2 separate regions of the Homo sapiens genome follow, and region 1 is linked to region 2. Evidence: chromatin loops called from intact Hi-C (ENCODE). Cell type or tissue: HCT116. All regions are shown on one strand. Each heading gives the region's core, and the rest is flanking DNA. Links, peaks and the distances in the headings are about the cores only.

The links. Hi-C counts contacts between places; a loop is a spot of excess contacts. Peaks named below come from ENCODE experiments on the same cell type or tissue, not always from the same donor. Only the 100,000 strongest peaks of a DNase experiment are listed, where the experiment ranks them.
Region 1: a loop joins it to region 2, with 8 times the contacts of the local background. A loop is called at or near these places in 4 of 110 quality-filtered maps.

Annotation. Positions count from the first base shown.
Region 1 is chr5:35,958,715-35,967,500 of GRCh38, forward strand. It overlaps UGT3A1 (UDP glycosyltransferase family 3 member A1), which reads right to left. Exons shown (of 7, transcript NM_152404.4): 4 at 6,672-7,203. Among named protein-coding and RNA genes, the nearest start is that of CAPSL-DT, 24 kb to the left of the region's middle. In HCT116, for the core only: CTCF peaks have their summits at 4,753 (motif pointing right) and 4,954 (motif pointing right); a DNase peak (open chromatin) is centred at 4,744; H3K27me3 peaks cover 523 bases.
Region 2 is chr5:36,689,416-36,698,201 of GRCh38, forward strand. All of the region lies in intron 1 of SLC1A3-AS1 (SLC1A3 antisense RNA 1), which reads right to left. Among named protein-coding and RNA genes, the nearest start is that of SLC1A3-AS1, 31 kb to the right of the region's middle. RefSeq lists an enhancer at 1-224 and silencers at 680-879, 6,712-7,006. In HCT116, for the core only: CTCF peaks have their summits at 1,343 and 3,931 (motif pointing left); a DNase peak (open chromatin) is centred at 3,916; H3K4me3 peaks cover 646 bases; H3K27ac peaks cover 553 bases.

The DNA.
Region 1 (8,786 bases), core at 1,862-6,861, 730 kb before region 2:
AATCCATTTTATTTACCTTTGCCCTGGAGTGGCAGACCACAGTCCACAGGCAAAAGCTCAATTGTGCATTCTTTCCCTCAGCCAGAAGGAGCAGAATAGAAACTATTTACAACATTCTAACCTGTCTGTTGGCTACTTAGTGACTGGTTTGTCTCACCTAATTCAGAGCTCACACTGGGAATGGTGACATAGCTCAGATTTCAAGCTGACAGAAGTCATAGAAAGCAGTGGTAGGTACCATGACGTATGAAAGCTTAAGGGATACTGCAGACCTATGAAGGCTTGGGTCAAGAAGTTATGGACAGAAGAATATAATAGAACATCTAAAGTCCAAGAAGAGTCTGGGCGAGGTTCATTGGGAAATTAAGGCATTCAAAAACAGTTGAGCATACAGAGGGAATTGGAGGAAGAAAAGCACACACAAAAGTCCAGATGAGACACATAACCAAAAAATACCTGAGAAGACCTTAATCTTGATCAAAACACTCAAAACATGCTCTTCCATGCCAGACTGCAAAGACTGACAGAAGTAACTAATTGTTCAAATGTCCAATTTTCAACAAAAGATCACAAGGCATACAAAGAAATAGTCAAAATGCATAATTTTGAAAAACAAAATAAATATCCAGAAACCCTTCCTAAAGAAACACAGGCATTGGACTTACTACACAAATATTTTTAAAGAAACTCTCTTAAATATGCCCAAGGAGCTCATGGAAAACATGGGAAAAAAACTAAAGTAAACAAGAAAAACAATATGTAAACACATTTAGAATATCAACAAAGAGAAAGCTTTCAATTTAAAACAGGAAATTTTTGGAGCTCAAATATGAAATCATTAAATTGAATTTTTTTCTCGTGGGCAAAAGAAATAATCAGTGAACTTGAAGACAAATTATTTGAAATTGTCAAGTCTGAGAAAGAAAAAGAAAAAAAGAATGAACAAAATGTAAGGGACAATAGGACATTATCATGTGGATCAATATGTGCACTACGAGAGAAAATGAAAGGGAAAGAAAGGCTATTTGAAGAAATAATGGCAGATAACATGATTCTATATATGTAAAACTTTAAAAATAACATACACACACACACACTAAAGATTAAAAATCTATTAGAACTAATAAACAAATTCAGCAAAGTCGAAGGAAAAAAGTCAAGTCTCCAAAGTCAGCTGCATTTCCATACACTAACAATGAACAAATCAAAAAAGAAATTAGGAAAACAATTTCAACAATAATATCAGAGAGAATAAAATAAACTTAACCAAGGAGGTGAAAGATTTTACATTTAAAACATGAACATTTTGCTGAAAGAAAGTAGACACACACACAAAAATGGAAAGGCATTCTGGCTTCATGAATTGGGACACTTATTAAGATGTCAAATATGTACAATCCAAAGGGATGTACATATTCTATACAAACCCTATCAAAATCCCAATAACTTCTTTTGCAACAGAAAAATCATTCTAAAATGTGTAAGAAATATCAAGAACCCTGAATATTCAAAATAATATTGAAAAAGAGCAGAGAAGAAGTTCTCACAATTGCTGATTTCAAAACATATTACAAAGTTACAGTAATCCAAGTAGTGTAGTACTGCCATAAAGATAGACACATGGACCAGTGGAATAGAAGACTGAGCCCGGAAATAGACTTTTGCATTATGGTCAAATAAATTTTGATGACAGTGAAATGGGAAAGTTCCCTGACCCCCCCTCACAGGGTATGTGACAAGGGTGTGGCTTGTCAGTTTGGCCGCAGCCTCCGCTGCTGCTCAAACTCCTTACAGAAGGGGGAGCATGCAGACGGGCAGGTGCATGAGCCTGGGTGAGTGCTTTGGGGCTCTGGCCCCACAGCAGTATATAAGGGTGGGTGCCTGCAACTCCTAAAGCCCACGTGAGCATGGTGTGTGTTACAGTGCACTCTTTTAGCTTTGCAATCTACAGACGGCTTAAGTGTTAACCAGCTCAACGCCCTCTTGGTACCCAGGTTCTTGTCTGGCATCCAGAAAGAACCAGGTCACACATAGACTTGAAGATGGTGAATGTGGGGGTTTTATTGAGTGGTGGGGATGGGATGCATGGGGAGCTGGAAAGGAGACGGAATGGGAAGATGGTCTTCCTGGAGTTCAGCCATCCAGTGGCTGATCTCCTCTCCAATCGCCCCCAGCTGAACTCCTCTTGGTGTTCAGACTCTCCTTCTCTTCTCTCTGCCACACCATTATGCCATTCTTCTGCTCTTCTGTTCATCTCCTTTTCATCTGCTTCTGGAACCTGAGGTCTCAGATTTATATGAGTACAGGAGAGGGGCGTGTGGAGAGCCAAAAGGCAACTTTTGTGTGTGAAAACAGGAATGCATGTTCTCAGTTAGGGCCAGAGGTTTCCAGGCTTGAAATTGGGACCTTTGCCAGGGAACTGCCCTCTTCTACCCAGTATTTCTCTGTCTCCTAGCCGTATCATCTCCCCTCTCTGCAGAGGCAAATCTAACTGCCATTAGAATATGGACGATGGCCAATCTTAGCTAATTTCTGCTGACAGGTGGCACTATTTTGGAGAAAACAGCAGTCAGATTCCTCCCAGAGGTTTATCTAAGGGTCCTTGCAAAAGGGAGCCGTTGTCCGAGGCTCCGGTTGCCTGACCATTTGGAGTTTGATGGCCTCTAAGTGAGAGGAAAAAACAAGTTTTATAAGGTTAAGTAGGCATGGGTTAAACAAGTGTATTATACAAGAAAATAATCTAGTGCCAAAGATCACAGAAATAACAAGTGAAAATACTAAAACCATTCTGCTTTGAGCTGTTTCACCCTGGTGAAAGAAATTAAACCTTGTATAGAAGCGGTTCAACTTTAGAAGAGAGACAACTGTTCTTGCCACATCTGTAGCAATTAACAAGTGTACCCTGGGAATTCTGGGGTTTATGGGCTTGCATGGTGACCATTAATGCTTCTGCCTCTTTCTTGTGTCCCCCATCTCTATTGTAAAAGGCAAAGATGGCCACTTTCAGTTAGACCTCTAAAGTATTATCTGGTCCCAGGGCCCATTTCTGCAACTTCCTCCTGATATCAGGGGCTGTCTGAGTAATAAATTTATTCTTCAGAATTAGTTGTCCCTTCACTGAATCAGAAGATACGGGGGTATGCTTTACCAAGGCCCCTCTTAGCCTCTCCAAGAAGGCAGTGGGATTTTCATTAAATCCCTGGTCTATCATAGATAGCTTGCTATAATCAAGAGGCTTGGTCTTAGTCCTACGTAATCCCTCCATGATGCATACCTGAAAGTATCTCCTCTTCCAGTCTCCCATTTCAACACTGGGATCCATCCCATCCAGGGTCATTTACTGGTACTGCTTCTCTTCCAGTCGGATAAAGTTTGCCCCCTTTCCTGACACTATATGTGAAACAAAGCTCATCCCCAAATCTCTCTGCTACTTGCAGAGCAGCCTGCTTCTCAGTGTTCATCAGGATCTGATTCAAAAGTAACACAATGTCTCTCCAAGAGAGTTCAAATACCTGGGTTAAATTCTGGAAAGCCTCTATCTATCTGTCAGGGTCATGTGAAAACTTGCCAAAAATCCCCCTTAATGTACTTTAAGTCCTGTAGGGGGAAGGAGACCTGCACCTTACTGGGGCCAAATTCACCTGGCATCTGTTGGAAGAGGAGGAGTGAGACTGGGGCTTGTCTAGGGTGAGGATTTCTAGGATTAGGCAAGCGAGAGACTGAAGCTGGATAGAGAGGTTGAGGTGGACCCAGAGGAGCAGAGCTGGAGGGAGCTGGCTTCTCTGCTGGGAGTGCCTCTGGGATTTGTTTCTTTAGTTCCCTGGAATTGCCCTTTGCAGCCTCTCCTGAAATGACAAAGCAGGAGGGCTGGATCAATCCTACACTGTCAGCAAAGATCTAGATTTCCCTGCAAGGTATAAAAAGCCTGCACATGTGGGGCCTCAGGCCATTCGTCCTCACGCCTACAGAAAATGTCCAGCTGCCAGATGGTATCACAATGAATGGTTCCTTCCTGAGACCAAGCCAGTCCTTCATAATTTGGCCAAACCTTTGTTCCGAGGGCTAGGAGGTGTTTTTCCTCCAGATTCTGAGGGTCAAAGCAGACTCAGTGGTTCAGGATACACAGGCTAGGAGGTGTTTTTCCTCCAGATTCTGAGGGTCAAAGCCATCTCAGTGGTTCAGGATACACTCCAGAGGAGAATAAGCTGGGGGTGGTGAAGAGAGCTGGTTGCCCATTCTGAAAGACAGGGAAATAGAGGTGTCCCTCATTTCCCTTCCTTCTTTCAATGAAAACTCAGGGTGTGAGGGAGAGAGAAAGCAAGGGACTTTCTCTTCCATCTGTTGTCCCTGAGTCCTGGCAACTTTATGGATGCCACCCACAGGTGCCACTGTGGTCTGCACCCGTGAAGCAGGGTGGGGCTAGAGAATAGGAATTATCTCCCCTCACCTATGCCTCTATTTCCCCTGCTGTTGAAAACCTTTGAGTTCCCTGGGCCTCATTTATGCCTGGAGCATGGCCTCCCTCCATGAAGTGGGGGTTTAGTCAGCAGGAATTTGTCCTGCCCATTTACATTGTGCCTGTTGCCTGACTTTTGATCCCTCAGATCGGGCAGATCGGGTTTTCCTTTCTAGGCCCTCAGCCTGAAACCTGGAATTGAGTTTGGGACAAAAACGGATTTCAGGGGCTGCATGTATCTTGTTTAGATTGTCTCAAATGGGCCCTGCCGAATTTGCAGTTATCAGCCAGCAGGGGTCGCTCCTCCATTATTTTCTCTATCAGAAGCAGCGTGCTGGGAAAAGGAACCCTCTCGATTAGAAAAGGAAAAAAATAAAAGAAAGAAAAACACAGCTTAAGGGGCAAAAAGGGGAGGTCCTGGGGAAAGAACCTCTTGCTCTGTGCAAATAGGTTCCTTTAATCATTATAGCCTTCCCCCGGTTCAGGCCAGGCTGAACTCCTTGGCCAGGGGAGAAAAAGTTCCACTGGGAGGCGCTGGCCAGCTGGTTCATGGGGCCACAATGGCAGGCCCAGTTTTTTCCCACCCCTTGTGGCTGTTGGGCATGGCTTGTACATGCTGTGGACACAGCCAGGTACCGAGCTGGGAAGGGAGGGGTTAAGGAGAGGTGCTGTGCACTGCTCATGCCTGTAGTTGTCGGAATGGGGGGTGGGGATGGCACCTCTAACAAAAAATGGAAACCACTTTGTTCTGAATCGCACCTTTAGTGGCTGAGCCAAATGCTCATTCTATTTAACATATTGTTTAATGCATAGGAAGTTTCAATTTGGGAAGATAAAAAAATGTTTTGGAGACAGATGGTAACGATAGTTAGTTGCACAACAATATAAGTGTACTCAATGCCACTGAAGCATACCCTTAAAAATGGTTAAAGTGGTATATTTTATATTATAAATATTTGTCCACAATTAAAATAATCAAAAAGAGAAAAAATATTTGAAAACAAGCATCTGTTATCTCATAATCTCAACTCCCATTATTCTCTTCCTAACAATTTCCACAACTGCCCCAATGCGAAGACCTGACCCACCCTCCTGGTAGCTAAGACCTCAATTAAATCCCCATGGTTTTATTCATGCAATTGAATCTTCTACTACACTAATCTAGCCAGCGTCACCCAGAGAACCCAGTGCTATGGCCATCTCACTTGCACCTCCACATGTTAGGTCCCCCGCTCCCTGACCTGGGGTGCTTTCCCTCCCAGCTCCATTCCTAAATACACCTACCACCAATGCAAAGTCCATCTCATCCATAGATCATTCCCCAACTCTTCCTGTTTACTCAATATAAGATCAGGGAAGGAAGAACAGTCACTTTCGTACCTGGAAAGTCCAGGCCAAATCCAGGGTCTCGTGGCCTCTGCACTACACAGTGGTGGGAAGGTCACCTACATCACCTGTGCTTCTGTCCTCCTCCATTAATAAAAATGGAGATGAACACACCTCCCTATAGATGTCAAGATACTAAATATAATAACTTCTGTAAAATGGGAACCCAGTGCTCAGAGGCAACAGGCTGCCAACTCATTTCAGCTCTCCTCCCTTTGAAAATCTTCTATAGCAGTGGTTCTGAGTCTGCGCTGTTTGAATCACCCAGGCAGCATTTACAAATTACAATGGCAGGGGCCCACCCCAGACAAATCAAGTCAGAAAGTCTAGGTGGAACCAGGAGCCAGGGCTCTACAGGCAGGGAACACTGGAGATAACACTGTCAGTTCTTGCTGTCAGTCCCATGCAGTCCCACCCTGCTTACCCCGAAACCACAGTGTTGTCTGTTTCACTGTGAGTAGCTCATCTCCTTAACAATTATTGCATGTAATGGGCACTAACTACGTATTTATTTTACACATAATCACACAACATAAAAATTAAAATGAAAATAGCAACTTTAATTAAAGGGCTCATCCCACTGATTCTAAGACCAGGGCATGGCAAGAGAGGAGCCAATTTAAGGAGATCTCTATCTCAGGATCCTGCAAGGCCTGACACTGTACTTGCCAAACCCTGAAAGTCAGCACTTCCTTTAAGAACGTGCCCTAGGTGCCTCCTTTGCCAATCCCTACTTCAACCTCAGGATCCCACTGGCAGGTGGCAGCCACCAACTATGCACCCAAGGACTCTATGTGAATCCCAAACTGAATGCTGAGGGTTCACTTACTTGTGGTACTGGTTTAATAGGTTTTTCCATCAAGCCTCCAATATAAACAGTGTTGGGAAGCAGGGGCCGGGCAAAATCAAAGGCAAAATCAGAGTTAACAAACCACAACTCTGCTTTCAGTAGAAGATGAGACAAAACTGGCCTAGAGCCTTCTGGGAAATGCTCCTTGATGGTGTTGTCAAATGTAGACTGCATGTCCCATTGGCTCCTGGAGAAACTAAAGAACATCAGAAAATTCTTCACTCGGCCCCAGAAGTCCATGTGATCAGTCAGCAAGGAAGGGAATACTGGAACATAAGACAAGGGGCTTGGTAGCCCAAAATCCAAAGAGCCGAATGTGGTGGGAAGAATGGCCACAAATGGTTTCACAAGCTTCTCAGCAATCAGGAAAGAACAGAAATCAAATGCTTCAACAAATACCAGATCATAGTTCTCATTCTTTAAGGAATCCATTATATCCTTTCTGCTTAGCAAATAACTACATTGAGTCCCAAATATTTCCATTAGCTTTACAAGGGCTTCAGATTCTTTTCTGTAATAAAGAAAATAAATAATAAATATTTGGGAAAGTGTAATTTTACAGTATTTGGGAGAATGTTAGACTCAAAAAAATATTTCAGGTATGTTAAGAATATAACCAGTATCCATCAACCCATTCTACAATGTTTCAACAAATACTCTCAGCTCTGGTCACTCTGGTCCAGATATTTCTGCTCTCTAAAATGTCCCCACTTGCTCCCATCCTATTTCTTCCCCTGATCCAATTCCCACCACCATCAATGCCAATTCAACGTCCTACTCTGGGAGCCATCTCTGACCACAGCAGATCTCAGAGTTATATGTCTCCTTTATAAATCCTGTGATGCTCTGTTAACCTTCATTTATATACTGACTTTTTGTGAGTGACTGTCTTTTCTCCAGAAATCTATGTAAGTAATTTGACAGGCTCCTTAAATATTGATGATGTAGTCTTTTTAAAAATACTGTGTATCTTGCATTTGACAGATTGTCTCATGCAGTGAACTTTTTGATGACAATATTAGAATCCAAAATCTCAGCTGAAACGAGATTTTTCTTCCTAGCCTAGGAGTTAAACAGTAAAAAATAAAATAAAAATAAAAGCCTGGTTTGAAATTTATTATCAGTCTTTCACTTCATGCTGGCTGGAACATGCTAAAGTTTTACTGACACCTAGTTAAGACTCTTCCCTATGGCACTATTCCAGAAGCTACTGCCCTTCAATGTCTTCCCATAATTGCTTGCATGGAAAATGATCCTGTTTGTATAGAATACAGAAGAAGAGATGAAATAGATCCTGAGCAGTGGTAATAGGTACAGGTGCTCTGGAGACCACAGACCTCCTAATCACATGAAGAATGGAAGAAGCAATAGCCCAGCAAGCCTGTAACCCAGACACCATCATATCATGTCACTTCACATAAAGAAGGCCTACAGGTTTAGAACTCATGAGTGATATGCAGATCTCTGCCTGTTCTTAAGAATCAACTTTAAATTACAACAATGGTGATTCTCTGAAATTATCCACTATTTCATTTTTTAAAAAAAATTTTACATAAAGAATGATTTTTAAATATTGTGGATAAATTCAATATATACAGTATGAACTTCCCAAAAGTATAACATTAATCATATTTCAAGTAAATAAATTGAAAAAATCACAGGAAGGCACTGATCCCAGTAACTTAGAAAATATTTAACATGTATCTGGAACCTGTCTTCAAAGAAATCAAGCTGGAAGAGAAGAGACAACACATATACTTTAAAAATATGTAACAACACAAGATGCCATAGACTAAGTATCAAATGAGTGCTATATGCCAGACCTATGGAGGAGAGAAAGTGGTCTTCCAGCTTGAGTGAGGAAGCAAGCTTTATGGAATAATTAGATTTGAGCACCACCTTGACTACTGAGTAGAATTTTCAAGGAAAGCAAAGAGGATGAAGCCACTATAATTAACTAAGAATGGCATGGATTTGTGTTTCTCCTCTTTTATGTGGCAGATGAAGGAGATTCTTTGTATTCCAGGTGAGGGCAAGAAGTCTCAGGCTCATCTCTCATTGTATACCATCATGGCATTTGATTGTTTTTAAGGA
Region 2 (8,786 bases), core at 1,187-6,186:
GGAAAGCCCCTTATGGTTAAGGGAAGTGCCTCTCAGCCAGAGTATGACAAAGAGGGTGGAGAAGCAGGCCTTAGATCCCAACATGTGGTAGTCACACATGTGCTCACAAATGGAACTATGAAAAATATGCAGGTTCACAGCTTTTTTTTTTTTTTTTAAGATACAGGGTCTCACTCTGTGATTATGGCTCACTGCAGCCTCGAACTCCTGGGCTCAAGCGATCCTCAGCCTCCCGAGTATCTAGGACCATAGGCTCACACCACCACGCCCAGGCTAATTTTTATTTTTATTTTTTGTAGAGACAGGATCTCGCTATGTTGCTCAGGCTGGTCTCAAACTCCTGGCCTCAAGCCATCCTTCTGCCTCAGCCTCCCAAAGTGCTGGGATTACAGGAGTGAGCCGCTGCACCCAGCCTCTGGCTGACATTTTTTAAAATGTTTCTTATAAGTTATTACATTTAACAAAATATTTAAATCCTACCCTCAGAAGTTAGGAGTCTATGTCCTCCTGTATCCACATTCATCCTGGTACCACCACTGTCCCTTCCCACCCAAGCAAAATTCTCCTTTTCAAGAGAAAAAATCTCACTTTACCTCACTATACCTATAAGTAAAGGCATAGAAAAAAAAGTAAAATCCTTGACTCATCTACACAGTGTTGAAAACAGAAGTGTGAGTTCTGTTAGCTGAACGGGCCTGGAGGAAGCGTGGCGGGAAGGCTGGATCCCCGCCGCAGGGGCTGCGGGGCTGTGGCTGCCTGCGGGCTGGGCAGGGCCGGGCGCACGCCCTCCTTCCGGGTGGCCGCGGGCCCCGACCCCAGGCTGCCGTCAGTCGAGCGGCCTCCGCAGCGGCCGCGCTTCCCCTTCTCCCACCCGGGTGGTCCCAGAACTGGAGCAACAATGGCCGGCTCTGTGTGGCCGCGTCCTGGGGCCAAAGCAGTCGGGACGTGTCACGCCGAGGGAGGGCTCCGAATGAATACGCTGACAATAAGAAGGAAGGGAGAGCGAGGGAGGTGATGGGCAGCGTCCTAGAGGGAAAGCGGGAGATGAGAAATCTACGAGATCCGCGAGGCGGCGTCCGGGGAGCGAGCCTCATAGTGGCCACCAGGGGGAATGCGGAGCTCACCTTGGGCCGCTTCCGCGGGGAGCTCTAAAGGGAGCTGGGGCACTTCCTCTTAGAGATCTCACTTGGGTAACATCGAATTCCAAGTCTGCAGTGCCGAGAGGGAGCAATCTGTGAAAGCCATCAAGTCAGGTTTAAAATTCCTCAGTGCCCCCATGTCACTTTTCCCTCTGTTCACCCTGCTTCTTCAATAGCCTCCCCAGAGGACCCCCTTCCTTTCTGGGTATCCTGTTTTGTCTCCCTTGTGCCTCATCTCCCTTCTCTCCCATCTCCTCTTCCGGATTCTCATCTCCCTCTTCTGTCACTTACATGTTTTGCAGCTACAGACAGGTACTCAGAAGGTGGCATGGTAACGGTTTCCTGCAGGTCATGTCTCATCGTGCCCACAAAACTGCTGTCTCAACCTTCAATTTTGAAACATTCACAGCATGCTGAATTCCACATATAAGTAGGGTTGTCAGATAAAATACAAGACACACAGTTAAATTTGAATTTCGGGTAAATAACAATGTTTTAGTATGAGTATTAAATAACAATGTGGTGGTGTAAGTATGCAAAATACTGCATGGGGCATCCTGTAATTTTATGTGTTAATCTGGCAACCCTCTAGACACTTGAAATGTGGAACTCAGAACAATTTGTATTTGCTTCAATGAAGCTGATATTATAGGTGAAAGAGGTTGCTTGGAGTGGGGGGATCTTCATTATAAAATAATCACCCCCATTTTGAATTTTTCTCTGAAAGCAAAAACATGCTTTAAAAAGCAATTTAGATCTAACATCTCCTACTATTAATTGTTCTGGTGACATTATCACTTATTATGTGCTTGTAAATCTTGTGGCCATAGTTAAAAAGCTTGATGAATCACCTTTAGGATTTCACAAAACTGTCTTGAATAAATTAAGCAATACCTCAGTTATCCATAGTTGAGATATTTAAGACTGACATCTGCTTTTGTTTTCTTCCCTCTCCTATTTTCTTCTTTCCTTCTCTCACTCCTTACTTCTACCCTCCCCACTGCCCCAACATAAAATATTTTCTGTAATCCATTACAGGGCTGAAAATTTTGGCATTCACATATTGTTCTCCAAAGACGGACACATTTTTTTCATTTGGGGAGCACCTATTAGAAAAGCACCCATTTTTTTTCATATTGTGCTATTCAAAGTTGATTATTTTCCAGTCTCTGTAAAGTTGAGAATGAGGCATTTTTCAGTCTCTTCAGGGAACTCCAGCCTCCATGAATGGGAATCATTCCCAAAAAAAACCCCTTTTTAAGCCAAGTCTGAAGGATATGAAAAAACAGGACCCAACTGACACCGCACAAGGGGAACAAAATCAAATCATAAACTCTTTCCAATAATGACATATGCAAAATCATGTAAAGATGGTAGTGAGTGTCCTAGAAGATGGTGTCAGATGACAACTTTTTTATTTCTTTTCCAACTCTTAGCTTCAGAGGATCATAAGTCCTGGAAGCAGCCAGCCAGGAGCTTCCAGACATAGCTGTCACAGGGGAAAATAAAGACCATTTGGAAGTCAGCTCAGCCCTGCACAATGAACTGATGACTGGCCTGCCCTGGGGAGAACTCAGCACGCAAAGATTTTTGTCGGCAACACAAACCTCTGAATGCTATAACCAAATTCCCCTGCCCTTGGCACTCCAGTGCCTCAGTGAGGCCTTCTTTCATTTAAGCCCATGAGGAGCTGTTAGCTAAAGAAGTGGAAAACAAACATGAGAAAGTCAGCAGGCATGTTAGAAAACTCACATGGCTAGACTAAAAATAGCTTTACGCTTCCTAAAACTTAAAGGCCTTCCGCTTCAGAGTGGTGGTTGAACTCAAACTTCTACACGGGGATGGGTTGAATCCACACTTGTTATACCTGAATTCTTAAGCAGTTCAGAGACCCTGGCTGGTCCATTCCCTGCACCTCAGCATCCTCATCTGTAGATGTGGGGATTGCATGAAACCTACCGTCTCCAAATCAACTTTCATATCAAGTGTCTGTGTATTGGAGGGGATGCTAGAGTTAAAACGCTTAGTTAAATGGTCAACTGCCCTTAGCATATGATAGGTTAAACTTCAACTTCCCTATCGTAAATGGGTATCATAATACCTTCTTTATTATGGTGTAATGAGAATTAAATAGATAATAACTAGATATAAGATTCTCAGCACAGTTCCTGGCACTCAGGGAGATTCTTAAGATGTTCAGAACAACACTGGCTCAGTAGGGAGGAAGAGGCACGGGGTGACGCTGGAGGAAGGGAGAGTGGCTCCCGGTGCCATCTGGACCTGCTGTGAGCTGGAAGGAACTCCCCGAGGAGGCCACAGACCTACATTGCCCGGGGGGGACGCTTTGCGGAGGTCGTCACCCCTGGAAACCGGCATCATGAGACACTGCCAGGCTTCTTCACGGAGGGGCCCGGGCCTCTGCGCCCGGGGCGGCCCAGCAACCCCTGCTCGCCTCCGCAGAGGCCTTTTGTCCCGCGGGCTCTCCCAGCGGCCCCGCGCTGCGTGGCCGTTTTGTGAAGGGCACAATCCGATGTTCTGAGGAGACCACCCAGCTTCCTCTCCCAGAGTCTACCAGAGAACAAAACCGCCCCTTCGTGTGCCAGCGACCTCCCCTTCTGCCAGACCCCCTCCCACTGGCCTCCTCCCTGCCCTGCCAAGCGGGGACGGAGAGCCAGCCGGCCCTGGCCCGGTGGGAACCCAGTTGATGGTGCGCTTATTAGCTGTCCTGAGCGCGGGGACAAACTTTCTGTACCTGGGCCGCTGCTGCCACCCTGCGGCCAAGACCTTTCTCTAGGCCCCGATGACCCAGAGCAGCCCGGACCAGACAACGTGCAAAGAGGAGCGCTTACAGCAAACTCCTCCCTGAGGGGCTCAAGGAAGGCTGGAGAGCCAGGAAACAGTTCCGATGGCTGAAGGAAAAAGGAACTCATGCTCTGTGGCCACAGCACTGATTCTCAAAGTGTGGTCCCACAACCAGTATCAGCATTCCCTGGGAACTTAGAAATACAAATTCTCAGACACCACCCTAGACCTACTGAATCATAAACTCAGAGGGTAGACCCCAGCAATCTGTTTTTTGGTTTGGGGGAGTTTTTTAGAGATGGATCTTGCTGTGCTGCCCTGGCTGAAGTGCAGTAGTTATTCGCGGGCACAATCATAGCGCACTGCAGCCTGGAAGTCCTGGGGCTCAAGTGATCGTCCTGCTAAAGCCTCCCAAGTAGCTGGGACTACAGGTGCATGCCACCTTGCCCTGCCCAGCCATCTGTCTTAAGAAGCTGACCAGGGGATTCTGATGCACACCCAAGTTTGAGAACCACTGGTCTAGACTCTAAAAAGAAACAGACCTCAGAGGTGACAGAGCAGGATGCTAATCCTGGCTTTGCCTATGAGCTGTGTGACCTTGGGCAAGTTTCTTAACCTCTCCTTGCCTCCTCTGATTCCTATCATGATGAAAATCATTCCTAATTTCCAGGATTGTTGAGGATTAGATCAGAAAGAAAGGTGAAGTCACTGACATATATTCGTGCTTGATAAAAGGTGCTTGCTTCCGGTGTTATTATAATGGGGTCATAAATGTGCCCGCATTAACACTAGAATGTACAGAGAAAACACAATTCCTCTTTTCATTTATTTAGCAGGTATTTATGGGATGCCTACTGTAATGGGCAATGTTGATAAAGCCCCTCCCTCCAGGGAGGTACATTTTAATATCTGTGTAATATAGGGTGCTATGGACTGAATTGTGTTCTCCCACCCTTCACCAACATTCATATGTCAAAGCCCTAACCCCCAATGTGACTATATTTGGAGATGAGGCTTATAGGAGGTAATTAGGGTTAAATGAGGTCACAAAGATGGGGTCCAAATCCAATAGGATTGGTGGCTTTCCAAGTACAAGGAGAGAGAGAGAGATCTCTTTCCACAAGCACACACCAAGCAAAGGCCATGTGAGGACACAGTGAGAAGGCAGCTGTCTGCAAGCCAAGAAGAGGGCCCTACCAGAAATAAGTCATGCTTAGAGGGTCAGAGGGTCAGACAGAGGCATTCCAGTGAAAGCAACACCGTAAACTGACGTATCTTCCTCTCCCCACACCTCTGCGAGGCAGTTCATCCAGCACGCTGCTTTTGAGCATCGATGTGGCTGGACTACACAAGCAGGATTACTCTATTCTTAAAGATTCCCAGTTGCTGGTTTTAGAACTTAATCCCCCTTCCACATTAGAAATGCCCTCCTTTAGTGAAATTGTAAAGTTCTCTTACCACATATAGTATAAAAACCTTCAAGTACAGAAGGGAAAGGCATATATAGCCTGGGCTGGGCACGGTGGCTCACACCTATAATCCCAGCAACTCGGGAGGCCAAGGCAGGAGGACTGCCTGAGCCAAGGAGTTTGAAGCCGCAGTGAGCTATGATCGTGACATTGTACTCCAACCTGGGCCACAAAGCGAGACCTTGTCTCTAAAAAAGAGAGTGAGAGACAGGAAGGAAGGAATGAAAAAAGGGAGGGAGGGAAGGAGGGAGGGAGGAAGGCTGTTGTGTAGCAGGTGCCTCACAGTGATCCTGTGAATAGACAGAATTCTCCTCATTTCACACATGAAAATGTTGAGGTTCAGAAAATAAGCAGCTTACTCCAGGTAAAAATCGCAATTTGAGTCTCTCTCCAAATCCAAAGCAGGTGTTTTTCCCCTTAGACTGTTTTAACCATGGAAATTATGTCTGGTCAAGCACTGCAAACCAAGAACTTCATCTGAAACATACTGTGGTAATATCTCCTAGGCCAGTGTTTCTCTTTTTTTTTTTTTCTTTGAGACGGAGTACTGCTCTGTCGCCCAGGCTGGAGTGCAGTGGCACTATCTTGGCTCACTGCAACCTCTGCCTCCCGGGTTCACGCCATTCTCCTGCCTCAGCCTCCCGAGTAGCTGGGACTACAGGCGCCCGCCACCGCGCCCGGCTAATTTTTTTGTATTTTTAGTAGAGACGGGGTTTCACCGTGTTAGCCAGGATGGTCTCGATCTCCTGACCTCGTGATCCACCCGCCTCGGCCTCCCAAAGTGCTAGGATTAGAGGCGTGAGCCACTGCACCCGGCCTAGGCCAGTGTTTTTCAAACTGTAGGTTGTCAGTTTAGAGGGTCCCAATTAGTATTTTTTAGTGAAAGAATAGAGCAGAATAGAACAGAAAATATCACATGTATTAAAGTATTGTTTCAGGAAATTTTTATTATAATTGTGCGCATGTGTGTATAGGCTTGTAACTTGAGTAACTTCCATTTCATGATTAATAAGTGTAAAGCCACAGTTCCAAGCTTTTTCTGATCAATAATCCATCACCAATCAATAATTTTTCCACCCCTTGAATTCAAGAGTTTGACTGGCTTGCTGTTTCCAGAACTGATCACCTTCAAGGAGCTTTTATCTTCCAAATACAAACTGTTTCTTAGGAAGTGATGCTGTGGACTTTCATATTAAAGAGCCAAGTGTTCTACCACCACACATTTCCAAATTCAGTTCTGGGTTCTGTAATATATGTTCTTCTGACCTAGCCTTCCAAAATCACCCCACACTGATGAATGTGAAGATGGGCACCAAGACCAAGTTAAGCTTCTCTTAGACAGTACCTGCTGGTGCTGCTTGCCAAATGAATAAGCGTGCCCTGGCACCTAGCTCTGGAAACAACCAAGTAGAGGAATCTCTTGTTAGCACTGACATCTGGTGGTCACTGAGAGGCCAGCACCCCAGCATCTTGAACTTAAAAGTATGCACCTGGGAACCAGGCACCAACCCCGACGACTCCAGCAGAATTGATTCCTCGTCCCCCTCCTCTCCTGGACCACCTACCTTCTCCATGCAGCTGGACTCAGCAAGCTGGAGAGAAAGATCAAGGATTTAGAGTCGGATGCAGCCAGGGTCCACAGCCTAACACGTGATCCCAGGTAAACTATCTAAACTCTGTAAGACTCAGCTGCAAAATTGGGATAAGAAAACAATCTACATTGGGCATTGGGGTATCTTATTTAACTCTCAAAACAACTTCTTTGATGTTAAGTTCCACATACCTATTAAGCATCCAAATGTTGATTCCCTTCTTCCTTCTGTCATTTTATTTAAGGCACGCTCTATTCCTTCAAAGTCTTGAGTCCCACTTCCTTTCTATCATTTTTTGTCTGGCTTACTCCATTGAAATAATAGCTAATATTTATGGAGTGCCTACTATGAGCCAGGTGTTGTTCTGAGATGTACACTGTTAAAATCGAGCTATGTCAGCCCTCTGAAGTCAAGACTATCATCTTCCCTCTGTTTCACTGATGAAGAAAATGAGGTGGGGTGAGTTTAAGCAGGTTGCCCAAGGCCACAAGTCTTGGGACTAAATTTTTAAACCCAACACTGTAGCTCCAGAAGGCACACTCTTAACTTTTGAGCTGAATTTGACTCTTTGCCTTCTGTTGTAATAATAGCTAATGCTTATTGAGTGATTATTAAGTGCTGGGTTCTTATATATATTATCTCATCTAATCTTTACAAAAACCTATGAGATCATTATTATCATTATCTTCATTCTACAGATGAAAAAAACTGAGGTTAAATGATCCGCCCGAGGTCACGAAGTCAACAAATGGTGAAATTGGAATTCCAACTTGGATAGTTGGATTCTGTAGTCTTTGGCCTTAACCATCCTTCTCCTGGAGGGGATGCTGGAGTTATGTAGTTCCAGCCTCCCAATGAGCCTGTGATCTCGAAGGCAGAGCAGTCTCTGCTGGTAGAAGGCACTTCCTTGCCAGATGGTTGATGACAGTGATAGTGATCTGGCTACGCTGGTGAGGCCAGTCCTGCCTTTGTGGCTGCACAGTAGCGCAGCTTCAAGGAGAGGTCAATAGAAAGGCCTCAATGACTCTCAGGTGACTCTCAGCAGATTTCCTGCCCAGTGTCTAAAGGCAAGGGACAATAATACTGACACTAAGAGAGCTCTCAATTCAATGTGCCATCCCTGACATGGGTTCTTGTCATTCCCTTAATTTAAACTCTGCAGTGGCTTCTCATGGCTCCAGGATAAAGTATAAATTCCTGCACGGAGTGTCAGGGTCTCTGATTACTGAACCCCTGCTTCCCTCTCCATCCTGATTTGCAGTCCTCGCCTCTGTTGGAAGGAAATAGCCACAGAACAAACTTGCCCCCCATGGCACTGTGCTCTCATAACTCCAGGCCTTAGTTACACATGCTGGTCCTCATCTGGAAACATCACCTCCCTACCCCAACTGTCCCCTCGCACCCCAAACCACTCGGCCCACCTCCTTGTTGACTCCAACTCCTACTTCAGTGGAGGCAGCAGGTGTTTCAGGAAGCCTTTCCAGACCCCTCTTTGTTCCCCTTGGCCTCCCAGGTTACTGATATCATGGCAGAATGTGGTCTGTCTCCCACCAACTATATGCTTCTTTAGGGCAAAAAGTGGGTTTTTTAAAAAACCATTGTACCCCAGTGCCTGGCACAGAGTAAAAAAATAAATTTAAGTATATATATATATAAATTTAAATTGTATATATATATGTATGTAAAATGGTGAATTTCAAATGACCATTGTTAGCAACTATTTGAGTGCTGCGCACTTCCCCTTCCATTCTTTCCCAGTACAGGTGTTACTGACATTTTTGGTG